3 separate regions of the Homo sapiens genome follow, and all the other regions are linked to region 3. A link is a loop called in an ENCODE intact Hi-C map of the cell type or tissue named here. Cell type or tissue: IMR-90. All regions are shown on one strand.

Evidence for each region. Peaks named below come from ENCODE experiments on the same cell type or tissue, not always from the same donor. Only the 100,000 strongest peaks of a DNase experiment are listed, where the experiment ranks them.
Region 1: it touches region 3 in a loop (22-fold over the local background); 62 of 110 quality-filtered maps call a loop at or near these places.
Region 2: it touches region 3 in a loop (4-fold over the local background); 5 of 110 quality-filtered maps call a loop at or near these places.

The regions. Positions count from the first base shown.
Region 1 is chr3:127,541,342-127,546,341 of GRCh38, forward strand. It overlaps LINC02034 (long intergenic non-protein coding RNA 2034), which reads left to right. Exons shown (of 7, transcript XR_007096067.1): 6 at 2,043-2,182. Among named protein-coding and RNA genes, the nearest start is that of LINC01471, 6.1 kb to the left of the region's middle. In IMR-90, a CTCF peak has its summit at 3,098 (motif pointing left); a DNase peak (open chromatin) is centred at 3,060; H3K27me3 peaks cover 1,359 bases.
Region 2 is chr3:126,833,595-126,838,594 of GRCh38, forward strand. All of the region lies in intron 4 of CHCHD6 (coiled-coil-helix-coiled-coil-helix domain containing 6), which reads left to right. Among named protein-coding and RNA genes, the nearest start is that of CHCHD6, 130 kb to the left of the region's middle. In IMR-90, a CTCF peak has its summit at 2,537; a DNase peak (open chromatin) is centred at 2,137.
Region 3 is chr3:126,750,110-126,755,109 of GRCh38, forward strand. The region is part of intron 4 of CHCHD6 (coiled-coil-helix-coiled-coil-helix domain containing 6); the gene reads left to right. Among named protein-coding and RNA genes, the nearest start is that of CHCHD6, 48 kb to the left of the region's middle. RefSeq lists enhancers at 431-1,068, 1,707-2,344, 2,097-2,391, 2,157-2,451, 2,425-2,524. In IMR-90, a CTCF peak has its summit at 2,302 (motif pointing right); DNase peaks (open chromatin) are centred at 2,322 and 3,372; H3K27ac peaks cover 946 bases.

The sequences.
Region 1 (5,000 bases), 790 kb after region 3:
AATCCTGCCTTATCCCTGAGCCCCCACAACTAGAGAAATACGAGTAACACCAGTGGAAAGGCTGCCTTCCTTCCATACCTGTGGCCACTAGGTGCTCTCAGCCCTGCTGCAGGCTAAGGGCGTGGCCACCCCCTGCCCAGGTAGCCTACAAGGAGGTTTGTGCCAAGCCCAGAGCCAGAGCAAGAGCTGGCTCTGCCTGGAGGAGCTCATGCGAGTTGAGGAGATAAGGCACAAAATAATTAGTGAGCAGAGTGTATAATTAAGCGCTAAATTGTGTGTTTCAGACTCACTGAGCTGTGGGAGTGTGAGGTGGGGGAGTCACACCAGGCTGGAGTGGCTGGGTGAGGCAGCTTCTGCAGGTTGGGGGCACGACTAAGGGGGGCAGCCCAGAGAAGGGACAAGGTTCCAGGTGGGGGCAAGGCAATGGGGCGAGGGGTGGCAGGAGCACAGTGAGGTGCAGAGAAAGGGAAGAGAGCGGCCATCAGTGTGATGGGGTCTGCAGGTTGGGGCCCCAAGACTGCATTGGGTAAGCAGTGGATCCCAGCACCTTGTGATACGCTGGGCCTCATGTACCACATCTGTGAAATGGGGATGCTGGATGTATTCCATGGGCAAGTCTGTGTACAGGTCCAGCCCAGGGTCTGGTACATGGGGACACCCAAGCAGACAGACAGGCAGGCACATAGACAGAGGGGACAGGCAGACAGACGGGAGGAGCCAGGTGGTCAGACAGATGTTCAGACATAGATGGGCCAGACAGACAAGCAAGAGAAGTTCAAATAGACAGCTGGATTCCTGTGTCCCAGCACCTGGCCCTTCCACAGCCCTGACCAGAGCAGGTCCTACCCACCCTCATCCTGCTCTGAGAGGCGGAAAGCCTGGGGCTACCAGGTGGCCCCGAGACTGAGGGCTCTGCGTGGTAGGGTGTCCTTGTTGCAGCATTCAGGAGCTGGGATTCTGGGAGAGCTGGGCTGACTTCAGGCTTTGGGGGCCAGGGCCCAAAAGTTCAAAAGGGCCCAAGAAGATGGAAGGCAGGGATGAGCATGGGTGGCCCTGGGCTGGAAGGAAACCAGGAGGCAGAACCATGAGGGACACATGCAACCTGGCCAGGCTGGGCCCCGGGCGGTCAGGCCAGACACAGGAGAAGGGCAGCATGTCACTAGCATGGCAAAGGATCCCAGCGGCACAGGAGGCTTCCCCTTGGCAGTGCTGTGTTTGCTGCCTGGCTTAATGTGCCGCCGCCTGTTAAACAAATATTGTGACAGGCCCACTCCATACACTCAGGGACGGCGGCGGCACTGGCTGTCACCAAGGGTGGCCAGTAACGCGGGCACTCTGCACCACGCAACCTCTCCTTCCAACTCAGAGCAAGCCTGCTGCCTAAACAAACACAGGGCTTGGCCACCACCAAACACACCCAGAGGAGACACAGGAGTGGGGCCCAGCCTGACTCCAGCACTCCTGCCCCACACATGCAGGCAGGAGGAGGCAGCCCCACAGGCCCCTCTGCCCCACCTGGCACGGACACATCCAGCCAGCAAACACTGAGCATCTGTCACGTGTGGAGCACTGTCCTGGAAACAGGGAAAAGGGCGGAGCTCCCACCTAACAGAGGAGGCTGGCCACGGACAGAAGGAAATACAGCATGCCTGGCGACAATACAGAGCCAGGAGAAAAGCCACAGGTAGAGCATGACAGGTGTTAAAGCAAACTAAAAATGGCCTGAGAAGGACTTCATACTTCTATATGTTAGTCCTTGTGGATGAACTGTAACCTAACTTAATAGGTAGACAAAATTGGAAAAACTGTGTTCAAATAAGGCAAACGCCAACCTATAACCAATCCAGCTGTTTCTGTACCTGAATGCCGATTTCTTTACGTCATTTTCCTATTTTCGTCTATAAATCTTCTTCCGCCATGTATCTGCGCTGGAGTCTCTGTGACTCTTCTGTGATTCTGCGGGCTGCCCGATTCCTGAATCGTTCATTGCTCAATTAAACTTCTTTAAATTTAATTCAACTAAAGTTTTTCTTTTATCACAGGGCAGTCAGGGAAAGCCTCCTGGAGACTTGGGCAAGAGACCCAAAGGAAGTGAAGGGGCGGGCAAGATGGGAGAAGAGCATCTGGAACAGCATGTGCAGAGACCCAGGGCCAGGGCTGTCACTGGCATGTTCCGGGGCTGGTAAGGAGCTGGGTGTGGTGGAAGCGGACTGTGCACCAGGAGAGGGGACCATGAGGCAGAGAGGTCCCCGGCACTCCGTGCAGGCCTCTAGGCCATTGTTGGACTGTTTCCTCTGAGCAGGTCATGGAGTGCGTGGAACAGAGGAGGGAGGGACGGGACCTGACTTTGGGTTTAGGAGGGGGGTCCCTCTGGCTGCTATGGGGCAGGAGCAGAAGCAGCAAGGCCAGCAAGGAGGCTGCGGCAACAGCTCAGGAGTGGTGGGGCGGGTGGCCCACACCACGGTGGGAACAGAGCCGGAGCGGGAGGTCAGATTCTGGGTGTATTTTGGAGGTGGAGGTGGCAGGGTTTCCTCACAGGCCGGATGTGAGGCGTGAGGGAAAGAGAAGAGACGGGGCAGAATGTGCTCATTCACTCATTTGTTCATTCATCCTACATTCACTTTGTCTTTTTGACTAGGTGGGCAGGGAGTGTGGCAGCATTGATGAGAGTAGCTTTGTGGTAACACTCCTCTTAAACATCAAATACGCAGCCTCAGCCACACAACCAAGGAGGAAGCCGCTCTTCCAAGAGTCTCCCATCCTTCTGTCCCTCCTCCTCCAGCCTGAACCCCTGCCCAGAGCACAGGGACAGCAGGGCTCCAGAGCTTCTGACCTGCCTGGGGTGGGGGCAGGCCAGGGAAGGGTTGTGGACCATGGCCACCTGTGAACCCAGTCCTGGAGGGATGCTGGGCAAAGATGAGGCACAGGGCGAAGGTCGGAGGCAGCGGCATGCTGGCCCTTGTGCAGCGGGGCAAGGTCTGGGGCACCGAGCGGCCTCACGCACCTGGCTGGAGGCTCAACTGTCCTGAGGCCGGGCAGCCACTGCAGGATTGTAAGCGGGAGCAATTTTGTTTAAGACATCGCCCTCTGGTGGCCATGTGCAAGGTGGCCTGGAGAGACAGCCCTGGGAGGGCTGTGGCCCCAGCTAAGGCAGGAGGAGGGCTCAATCAGCCATCTGTCACCTCACCACAAAGAGGACAGAAGGCCCTGTGCCCCCTCCCACCCAGACCCTCACACTGCCACTGTGTGCTGAGCCTGTCCCTGCCCCACTGTTCCCTCAGCCCTGGTCCCAACCTCACTGTGACCTTGGGCAATTTCCAACCCTCACAGCCTCCATGGAAGAGCAGGGCCCCAGGGTCTCTCAGCCAGAAGATCTACCAGTCCTAAATCCACACTTCTTTTTGCAGAGCCCAGCAAAACTGGGCAAGACAGGCCTGCACCCCTCAGGAGGGCTGTGTCTACCGTGGTAGTACAGCTGAGCGGCCTGATTTCAGCATTTTTAAACAAAGCCTCCAGATGGACTTTGTCTGCCTGCTGGGGAGGGCTGGGCAGCTGCTGCACTCAGGGACTTTCCTCTAATTGGATCCCCTGGAAAGGAGAACAGCCCCAATCCCAGCCAGCCCATCCATCCATCCATTCATTCATTCCTTGAGAACCCATCATGTGAATCAGGGCCCTGAGCTGGGGTCTGGGTGAGCAGGAAGAGGAAGGGCTGCACAGATGGCGCACACACTTGGGCGGGGAGACCCACGGTCCTAGGCAGGCAGGGATCCGAAGCATCATGAGGAAGGCAGAGATCCAAAGCATCATGCAGGAGGCAGAGTTAAGCAGGGTGGAGCGACCGAGCAAGTGCTTCTCCGAGGAGGTAACATTTAAGCTGAGGCCTGAATGGAAAAATGGAGCCAGCCACACCACAGTCTGGGGAGGTGCTCCCAGAGGAGGGGACTGCAAGTGCAAAGGCCAAGAGACCAGTAGGAATGGGGGCTGTTTAAGGACCAGCACCGGAGAAGGGGGAGGTCAGGATTTCAGCGGGTGCCTCTCAGGCAGGGCCTGTGTCTGTGGCAGGAATAATCTATATTTTACACCATGTGCGCTCGGAGGAGGCTGCTTCAAGCCTGCTGGAGCCGCTCCCTCTGCTGTGGTGGGGACTAATGATACCACTCGTCTGTGCACAGCCGCTTTATTATTACTTATTGGCCCACATGATCCTCCACCAGGAGGAACTGTTAGGCTTATTTAATGGATCAGGAAACTGAGGTTCCGAACAAGAAGCAGAGCTGGATTTGAGCAGAAACAGCCATTCCAGCTGAATTCAGCCCTTAGAACTAGTTTGTTTTACCTGTATAGCTTTGAAAATTTGAATCCGTTGCCAACTCTACAACATTGGGAGCCTTCACGTCGAAGATGTTTTGGCTTTCGGCATCTCTTCAACAGTCTGTGGCACTGGCTATGGCAGTGTGAGCCCTGGCTCTGCACGGGGTTGTCTGCAGATGCCCCTTCAAACCAGAGGTCACAGCCCCCACTCTCCGAATCCCATGCCCCTCTGGTGTCCTGCCCTGCTCCCCCAGCACCTGAGTTTGCCACCTGGGCCACCTCTGCTTGAGGTGGGCTTGAGCCCACCTGCTGTGGTGAGCCCGTCTTGCTTAGCTGACAAGGGACACATACACTAGAGAGTCTCTGAGGGAACAAACAATCCTCCCGCACCACTCCCCACCCCGATTCCACGACTGTCTCCTCAGTTTCCTGCCACCAGACCTGAGACTCCCAACTGCAACTTTCAAGATGTGAATGAATTCAGAGACCCTAAGAGCCAGAGACCATGGATGGGGCTATCCTCCAAGGGGAAACTGAGGCCAGTGGGGTTCGGGGCCGGCCAGCTAGTCACTCCTGGGGCTTCTGGAGACATGCTGTGAAGAAGCACATTCTTCCCTTCACCTTGGGGCTCGGAGCCCCAGCTCTGCCTCCATTTAGCTGTGACACTTGGGCAGCAGGCCTCAGTT
Region 2 (5,000 bases), 83 kb after region 3:
TCTGATAGCTATGCCATCTTGAGTTCAGGGCCCTTGTCTAGCATCCACTCAATACTTAGTGGTATAATAATGATGAGTCCTTGGAGAATAAATATACAACCTCTCGAGAAGATTGTTGAAAATTACAGCACTGTATTTGCTGGCCTGTGTTTTGCTTTTGTTAGAATTACCAATAACGTGGCCGGGCGCGGTGGCTCACGCCTGTAATCCCAGCACTTTGGGAGGCCGAGGCGGGCGGATCACGAGGTCAGGAGATCGAGACCATCCCGGCTAAAACGGTGAAACCCCGTCTCTACTAAAACTACAAAAAATAGCCGGGCGTAGTGGCGGGCGCCTGTAGTCCTAGCTACTTGGGAGGCTGAGGCAGGAGAATGGCGTGAACCCGGGAGGCGGAGCTTGCAGTGAGCCGAGATCCCGCCACTGCACTCCAGACTGGGCGACAGAGCGAGACTCCGTCTCAAAAAAAAAAAAAAAAAAAAAAAAAGAATTACCAATAACGTTACTTAATTATTCATCATATGTGTGAAATAATCAATGTATCTTGAAAGTGTAAATTCAGTTCAACATATATTTATGCATCATGTGCCTACCAAGTTTCATGCCAGGTGTGGGGACACAGAAGTGACTCAGGGCTGCTGCTTTCATGAAGCCCCTGTATCTGCAGGGGGATCAATAGCTATAGACCAATTAATATAAGAATAATTAGAATAATTATAGGATATATTTAAGTGCTATGGGAGTACAGATAGATGATACAGTTCTGTTTGGATGGAGAGAGAAGACAAAATAAGTCATTCAGGGATTTTGATTATAGCCATAGAAACCAGCTCTGGCTATCATAAGCAGAGGGAATTAATTGGAAAGTTGTTGGGGGTCGCCTGTGGGTGTGGAGCTGGAGGGCCAGGCCTGGGGAATGGGCCAGAAGCAGGGGAGCTCCTAGGTCATGAAGCCCTACCAGTTGCATCATTGTACTCTTGCTACTACTGCTGTTGCTGTGGTCTCCGTCAAGCCAATCTCTATCAGTCCCTCCTTTCTGTGTCATTTATTCAGGGTTCAGTTTTGTGTGATGATGACTATCCGAGTCCAAGTGGGGTGCCTATCCCTGGCTACTTCACGACAGAAGGAGCATACATATCTGATCTCCACTTAGATATAGGACAGCTTCCTACTTGGAAATTGGACAGAACCTCCCCAAGACTCCAACACGGGATTTAATAGGGTGCTGAAGGAAGCGTTGGCTGGGTCCTTGACAGTCGGCAACAGCAGAGCACTTGGGCAGGCAGGGTATAGAAAAAGAGACATTTCTGGCAAAGAACAGTAGGAGCCAGAAGCACAGGCCCTGGAAGCCCTGGTGTGTCTGGAGGAATAAGAGCTCCGCTGTGCCATGGGCAGTATTTGTAGCTGGTTGAGACTAGGTCAAGGAAAAGTGTTTTTCCAGTTTCTAATATCCATTCTCCAGAGAAGTAGCCCGGGTGGGAGATCCTAGATGGATCCACAAACAGTTGGAACAGATTTCTGACCAGCCTCTGGGGCCCCTGAGGGGCCCCTGAGAGCTTAACTGATGGAGATGGCCCAGTGAGCCCCACCCTAGCTGCAGGCCAACAGTTCCCTATTCTCCAGTGTTGTCCTCTTAGCCCAGGTGTAGGTGCCAACAGCAGAGGCAGGACAGTGCTCCCCACACAGCCCCGATCCCTCCAGTAGGTGTGGGGCACCTGCCTGCCTGCCTGACGTCGTTACGGGCTGAGGGTGTGACAGTGGCCAGGCAGCTTGTTCTCTGGTCAGGTAGGGGCCACTTCTCTGACTCCCTTAACCTCACGGCTCTCCAGAGAACCTTTCTGACTCATGGGCTTACAATCCCTGAGGTCTGAAGTGCCATCAGAGTGGGGCTGGGAGGAGTGGGGATTCTCTGGGCATGGAAGACCACACACACCTGGCCGGCTCTGCTCAGTTCATGAATTTCCCACCTGGAGACTGGGCAGTTCATCACTCCTGTTCTCTGCAAGGAACTATAGGTCTGTTGCTGGTCATGTTTGAGCAACTTCTCTGAACTCTTACTGTTTGGAGCTGCAGTGAGAAGCAGCAGGCAGCAGAGCTGAATCACTGGCTCCTTTTCTCCCTCCCCATCTCTCTCTTTTCAGCCTGCAGATTTAGAAGCATGAGTAAGCTCTGCTTTACCCGACTCTTGCTTATTTCAAGCAGCATGCTGTTACCCTGTACCTAAAGACAGCCCTTGCCTCCCTCACAGGCAGGGATTCTGTTCTCCAGCATTACTTTTTAAAAGGTGTTCAGCTAGAAAATCGCATATTATTTCTTCTGTAAAGGTTTCTCCTTGCCACCTTTCCGTAGCTACAGCTGTCACAACCACAGTTAATATTTTGTGTGCCTGTACATGTGAGTGCACGGTGTGGGAAGGGAGATAATCAGTCTGTCCTCTTGGGCAGCAGCCTTCCAGTTCAGCTTTTATGAGCTGCATTTAAAAAATAAATAAATAGATCATATCGCTATCTTGCTCAGAGCTCTCCAGTGGCCCCTGTGCTCATAGAAGGCAGTGCACCACCTCACCAGGGCTGCAAGGCCCTGCGCCGTTAGGCCCCAGCCTGTTTTTCATGCTGCGTCTCACCACTCCCCTACTCCATTCCCAGGTATTTGTTATGGTGTTTGTTATGTCTCTCGAATATGTCATGTTTGTTCCCACTCAGAGGCCTTTGCATTGGTTTTTTCAGCAGGGAATGAACTTCCCTAAGATCTTCGTGGCCTTCTATCCTGTCATGCAGCTCTCAGCTCAAATGTCACCTCCTGAGAGGGACCTTCTCTGGTCATTCCCTATGAATGAGTCCTCACCCCTGCCTCTCTGGACCGCCACTCTGTTCTTCACAGCCCTTCATCACCATCTGACACCACATTCACTCATTAATTTATGTTCATCTGTCCATCCCTTCCTGTGTGTCTCATTCATCGCAGGATCCCAGGCTTTTAGAACTGTCCTGGTTCCACAAGCATTCAGTACAATTTTGGTACTGAAGACAGTGCACACAAGAGTGAAACAGCAGTGGGGACACTGACCGGGAGAGGCAAAGCGCTGTAGCAGAGATTGTGCGGAGATGCTGAGAGGAGAGAGGGCGTCTGCAGGGATACGGAGGTGCTGGCTGAGCTAGGTATGCCTGTGTAGACCAGGGCTCAGCTGTTCTGCCTGAGCCAGGCTGGCTCTGCTCTGGAGGAACAAAATTCATGGCACATGCCCAGGAAGACAGTGCGCTGAGGATGTCGACAGGTAAGGACTGTTGGACGCCAGGAGCAAGTGCGGGGGACTGGCCTGCTCTTCCTGAGGAGAAATGGACATCGCTTTGGGCTTTCACCGGTCCAAGCTCCCTTGTGGTTAATTGTTACTCTGTGCAAATCTGGGGTTCCTCCCAGCCCTCCACTAAAGGGAATTGTGCGCCAGAGTGGCTCTACATTTCATTTCCGACCTTATCATCCTTGTGCCCTAGAACTTTATTAGACATTGCAGAGATGATATCATGATGTCTTAAGATAGCCTTGCTTGGAAAATTATACCAGGTAAGATCTTATTACACCAGGAGATGAAGCCCATTACTTTAAAACTTTACCTCTGCCATGTATTGATTATGTGGCTCTGGGTGACTTCATTACTCTGTGCCTCATTTTTCTTGCCTTTAAAGTGGGTTTAGCCTGGGTGTGGTGGCTCACCCTGTAATTCTAGCACTTTAAGATGACAAGGCAGGAGGATTGCTTGAGCCCAGGAGTTCAACACCAGCCTAGGCAACATAGTGAGACCCCATCTCACCAAAATTTAAAAAATTAGCCAAGCATGGTGTGTTTGTAGTCCAAGCTACTCGGGAGGCTGAAGTGGGAGGATGGCTTGTGCCCAGGAGGTCGAGGCTGGGGTGAGCCCAGGTCATGCTATTGTACTTTAGCCTGGGTGGCAGAGCAAGACCCTGTCTCATTCATTCATACATACATATATACATAGTGTTTAATAATATCTATTTCACTAGGTTATTGTATAAGTTAATGGAACACTTAAGGAATTATTTACTGACTGGTAATAAATGGTCACTGTTGCTTTTATAGATTCATGCCTGGTTGTTTCATGAGGTGTCACTGATTCTTGTTTTGTCATGACCAAGATTATGCTTTTGCCCTGACCAATATCTAGGTGTTGCTAAGAGGAAGGAAGGCTGCAGAGAATGTGGTACTTATTGGATAAAATGTGTCAGACATACACAGAGTTAACCATCCCTGAGCATTTCCACCGTCTCCTTCCCTGCTGTCTTGTTCTTTTCTTACTTGGGCAACACGGAGGAGAGCAGGCTCTGGTTGCCTGAGAGGCCATCTGTCCTGTGATCCCTCACACCTGAAGCCTCCGTTCCCTCATTCTCCCAGCCATGGGCACCATGTCCACAGTGCAGATGGGGCGGGGGAGCAGTGTCAGCACTGCAGCCTGCAGGTGGAGATTTGGAAGAAAGCAGCATGAGCAGACACAAGCCTTCAGAATGAGACTAATTTTCATGAGGCTTTCCCTGGTAATAAAAGGAAATGGGGGCTGCAGAGAGCCTACAGTATTTCAGCAGATGGTCTTGTAATAGAATGTTTTTTCAAAGTTTCCTTGTGAGGCATCAGTGACTCTTGGAAAATTTGTATCGTGTAATGAGGAACAAAGACATGGCTTTGAGCATCCCTCTTCTTGGCATGTTTCTGAGTTGCCTCTCCCTCCTGGCACAGGTAGGTGGTTTTGGAAAGTGAGGAAGATGACCCTAGAGAAGCAGCCTCTCCTGATTTTTCTGTGCCTTTGAAGGAGCTGGGACTTGGTCCTAGGGTCAACAATGCCTGTTCAGCTCTGCCCCTCCTCACTCTTCCAGGCTTGGGCCTCAGCAGGACCCATTTGATGTCAATGAAGGAAGGTCTGCATTTCTGCAGTCCCTTAATCAGCTGCATCTCCCTCTGAATTGTGCCAACCTCATGGAATGGTGTGCACCTGT
Region 3 (5,000 bases):
TCATTTACAAAACATTGCGCAATTGGGATAGCTGCTCAGTTCTCCATAGTTAGCAGTGGAGGGGTCCTCGAGAAGGCACAATGCTGTCAATTCTGCCCAGACATTCATGGGGGTTGCTTCTGGGGACCAAGCAGGGAATATCCCACAGAGTCGTCTTTGACTATTTTCTCCTAGTGCTCATCTGGCCTTCCAGGCAGCTGACCTCAGGGCTTCCACTGAGACCCCAGATGTGCATGTCTCTGTTTGGAAGATGATCTGTTAAGATGCCACCCATGGCAAAGCAGACAGCTCTTCCCCTGGCTGGCTGTCCAAAGTATGGCCCTGGCCAGACCTCAGATGGGGGCAGTGTTTTCTACCAGATCAGACAGAATCGGAGAGAAGTGCTCCAGAGTTGGCGACTCCCTCCTGGGAATTGCTTCAGGATAAGGACTGAGATGGAGGTCAAGCCAGCGTGGCCTTTGGTGCTAGAGGGTCTGCTAGGGGCAGGCCTTGGTTGGGCATGGCTGCCTCTAGGCCTGAGTCTTGAGTGCCTGGATACCCCTAGCATGTGAGGCAAGTTCCCAGAGCTTTCTCCCAAGCCTCCCTGTAAATGAGCAGACCCACCTAGCTTTAATGCTAATTCCTTTTGCAATGAGCCTGAACTTCCTTGTTTCCCAGTTAAAGCCAGCCCATTAACACTGCCCCATCTGTCACCATAAATGGAAAGTTTTTCTAACAGGTGGGCAGGCAGTTCTCCCATGCTAATGAGGAATCGATGAAATTCCTCCAGGAACTGACATCATGGCTATGGGCCCTGCCTTTGCTGTCTCCACAAGAAGGCACAGCTGAGCAAGGGCAGTTGGTGCCCCGTGCTGACCCCAGCACAACATCTTGACCTCTTGAGGATCTGGAAGGGTAGGAGGGAGAGGAACGGTGGTCTAAGGCTTCTCATCTTTCTTGCTCTCTGGCTTTCCCTGGAGTCACCACCGGTAGGGCTGAAAAGGAATGTATGTTTTTCTTTTGTGTTCAGGCCTTGCCGGGCCTCTGGGGGACTGTTATTTTTTTTTTTTCTCTGGGCCTCTGGTTGCACTTCTTTGAAGGCAGTTCTTTTTCTCACTAATAAGAATTTGCCACCATGTGTGGTAGCTCATGCCTGTAATTCCAGCACTTTGGGAGGCAGAGGTGGGCCGATTGCTTGAGGCCAGAAGTTCGAGACCAGCCTGGGCAACATGGCAAAACCCTGTCTCTACAAAAAATACAAAAATTAGCCAGGCGTGATGGTGTACACCTGTGGTCCCAGCTACTGGGGAAGCTGAGGCACGAGAATTGCTTGAGCCTTGGAGGTCGAGGTTGCAGTGAGCCGAGATCATGTCACACTGCACTCTAGCCTAGGTGACAGAGTGAGACCCTGTCTCAAAAAAAAAAAAAAAAAAAAAGCGCCTGCATTGCCCTAACTTGATTTTTATCTTATCCTCTAGGGTAGCCCAGATTCTGCTCCTTTGCTGGGGCCCTCTAGCCAGAGCAGACCTGGGTTTTTAGGGTTTTAGAGTGTGAGTTTTTTATTTATTCTTCTTTTGTTATGTCTAGCAGCTAGGATTGGAGGCTGCCGCAGCATGGTGTGAATTCAGGAGCCGGGTTGCCTGGGGTCGAATCCTGCTTCCCAGTTGTGCTCCCTGAGCAGGGCACTGAATCCTCTGTTGTCCCTGCTGGTGATCCTGCCTCCTCCCTGGATAGTCATAAGACTTCTTGAGATAAGGGACAAGCTTAGAGCAGCACCAGGTGCACAGCACATGGAATGTGCCTGTACTGCCCTCTGAGGTTTACCAGTTATGCCCCTCCAAAGCCTTGTACCCTGTCCACCTCTGGGACACGGCCTCATGCATAGTAAAATTCACTCATCTAATGGCCGTTTAAAAATCACAGCTTTTAGGCCAGAGTCTTAGGATGAGGCCAGAGCTTAGAACCTGTGTGTGTGAGTAGGGGCACTCTAGGACTAGCATTTTGAAATTGGCATTCCTGTCCCACGCATATCCTGTGCTTCACTGGGGACAGGCTCTGGGTGCAGGAGCTGTTTGGGCTTAGAAAAGGTGGGGAAGAAGGCCAGGCTCTGAGAATGCAGCTCACTCCTTCCTATTTTTCATTTGTCACTGGTCCCTGGGAAACGGTTTTCTCCAGCAGTTTTGGTTGTTGCCACAGCCAGAGAGAACCCCACTGTGCCTTGTGAATGAAGTCCTGGAACTGTTGGCAGGACTCTGGTCACAGCAGCCCCTCTTCTGGGATCCGGTCTCTTCCTGTGGTGTGTGAGCGGAGCCCACTAGGTGGCAGGCCTGGGCCACTTGTTGGCTGGAAGAACAGGCGTGCTGGGAGAAGGCCTTGGGCAGGGTGGGGAGAAGGCCCCTTCCCCCGATGTCATCCTCTGAGGGCCTGTAACCTGGTAGCTTTGAGACTGATTAAATCTAGCTGAGGAGGCTGAAAGGCCCTCTACCCAAGGCCTGATCTTTCATCTCCTGCCCTCTTTTTGTTGGGAGACCTGGCTTTTTAGTGTTATCTGACCTCCCTTTGTTGTGGCTGCCCTGGGGGACAGGTTGACCAGGTTTGTACTGCCCTGTGGGGACTTAGCATCCCGTTCGTTCTCCCTGCCCCTTTAGCGCGGCTTGCTGAGGAAGGGCCCGCTTTTCTCTCACCCTGTTCTCCTCCTCATCCAGAAAGTTACTGATGGCTTGGCTTGGATCCAGAAAAATGTAAAGAAGGAGCAGTTGGGATTAGATGAGGAAGGAGAAATATTGGGGTTTTATGATGGGCTGGGCTGGGGCATTGACTCCTCAACCCCAGCTACTTTGTTCCTAGACCTCGTAAGTCACATTGTTTGTCATTGCCAGGTACCCGAGGTTAAGGCCAAATTAAGAACTGTGTCTGTGGACTGCTTCCCCAGCTGGCAGAGGGGCGGGGGATAGGAGGATTCCTTGCACTAGTCCTTCTCTTGGTAGCTGGTGGCACCCTTCAAGCGCCTTTTCCTTGGCTGCTTTTTGTAAAACAAGCAGATTCTGACTTTCTTGGGGGCGGATGGACTGTCACACGATTTTGGCAGCCAAGGGGATTTTTTCAGGGCCCAGGGAAGGCACATGGAGCAAACAGCTAACATATCAGTGGCTTGGACTTCCCATGGCAAGCAGCCGTTGCATGAAGGAACCTCAAGTTGGCATCTGGATATGGTCATGCTTGCTTGTTTCTGTGAAGAAGTCAAGGTTCGGCAGCAGGAGCTGTGCCGTCCTTTTGCCCACCTGGAGGCTGAGGAGGAGGGGCACTGAGGCACTCGTAGCTGGGTGCAGATCATTCCAAAGACATTCCAGGAGCATGCTGCAGCCCGCCTGCATGCCTGCCATAGCTGCGGCTTGTAGACCGGCCTTGGGGTGGAGTTCTCTGTAAACATTGGACGGGGCCTCTGTAGAAGTGGCATCAGCAGAGAGTTTGTCTCAACCTTATTGGGACCTTGGCTAGCATTCTCTTCCCAGATAAAGATCAGTGTCCTGCCTCTCTTCTTGCTTCTCTTCATCTGCCCTTGCCCCTGTCTCTCTCTCTGGTGTACAGGCGCATTGCCCAGAGTTTCGTGGGCTGCCTTTCTGCAGCAGTGGGTGAAGAGAGGGCCCACGGGTTTGGTTCTTCCTGCTCTCTGGGCTGCAGTGCTCCAGCACGAGTCTGGGTGGCAGTGGGCACCAAGGGCTGTGGTGGGCACATGCTGAGCCTTGCTGGAAGTAGTACTACCTGAGAGGTACCAGCACGTGGCCTGGAGAAGCTCAGCAGTACCTGCTTTTCCTGAGAGGGGTGGAGAGGAAAGGGATTGCCAGGCTTGAGTGTTTATTGGGAAGGTGGTGTATAAATTCCATGTGGAGGCGGGGGATCCTGTTAGAATTATTCACATGCTTCCTTAGAGTCCCAGCAGCATTGACATCCCTGTTACCCTGATCTGTAATCTCTGGTTTGTCCACATTAGTCCATAAAATAGTCATAGCAGTTAGAGCTGCAGTTCTTTGGATCACAGTCTGAACTGCCTTGAGAGAAGGTAGCAGGTAGTAGAAAAGGTTAAAAGAATCTCATCTGTGTTACTGAAACAAGTTGTGTGGCCTTGGTTAAGTGTCTCTGGGCATCACTTTCCCCATCCGTAATACAGGGACAGCAATATTGACTTCACAGGGTTGTTGCAAGGATCAAGTGTAAACATCTTCAGAGTGCCTAGCTCAGTGCTTCACCTGCCATAGGTCCTAGAAAGCAATCATTCCTTCCAAGAGATGGTGCCAGCAGCTGGCTCTGTCAGCATATACTGCCCTTCAGCCCCTAAGCCATGTACCTAGCCCTTTGGGATCATGCAAATCTCCCTGTGGACATCTGTGCCAGAACACCCAGTGGCACCCTTTGTGGCTGAGCTCTTTCTAAGGTACCGGCTATTGGCAGAGGAGCAAGCTGGGGTAAGGAGGCGAGCATGTCCAGGAACATTCTTTCTTTTCCTCTCCAAAGCAGGCTGCCTCTAACAGCTCGGCTTCCGAAGTGAAAATCCTGTGTGCTCCTAATTGGTTTTCAGGGGAGATTGATTTTTGCCAGTGTAACTGCTGCTAGGAACCCTGATGTCTCTCTCCTTAGGGATCACGTCCCTCCAGATGAATTTTGTTTTTAGTCCCCATCGAATCCACTTGCCACCTTTTCTAGCAGGACCTGTTTAGGAGCCCTGGAGATGAAATGGTAGGCACCTTTGGTGCTTTGGCCTTTGGGAGGCTGTCTCTCAGAACGTCTCCAGGCTAAGAAGCTGATGGGCAGGAAGGGCAGTGGCTGCAAGGAGGGAGTGTGGCTGCTGCCAGTCTCCTGGGTCTGGCATCTTCCCATTGGGGGCAATGAGTTGTCATATTCTAAAATCCTGATGAAGTGGGGAGTGTGGAGAGAATCCAAGCTCCTCGAGTACCTGAAGAACGATGGCCTGGAAAAGAGGAGGCCAGCTGTGTTCTGGCTCTAGCGAGGGCAGAGGAAAGTGG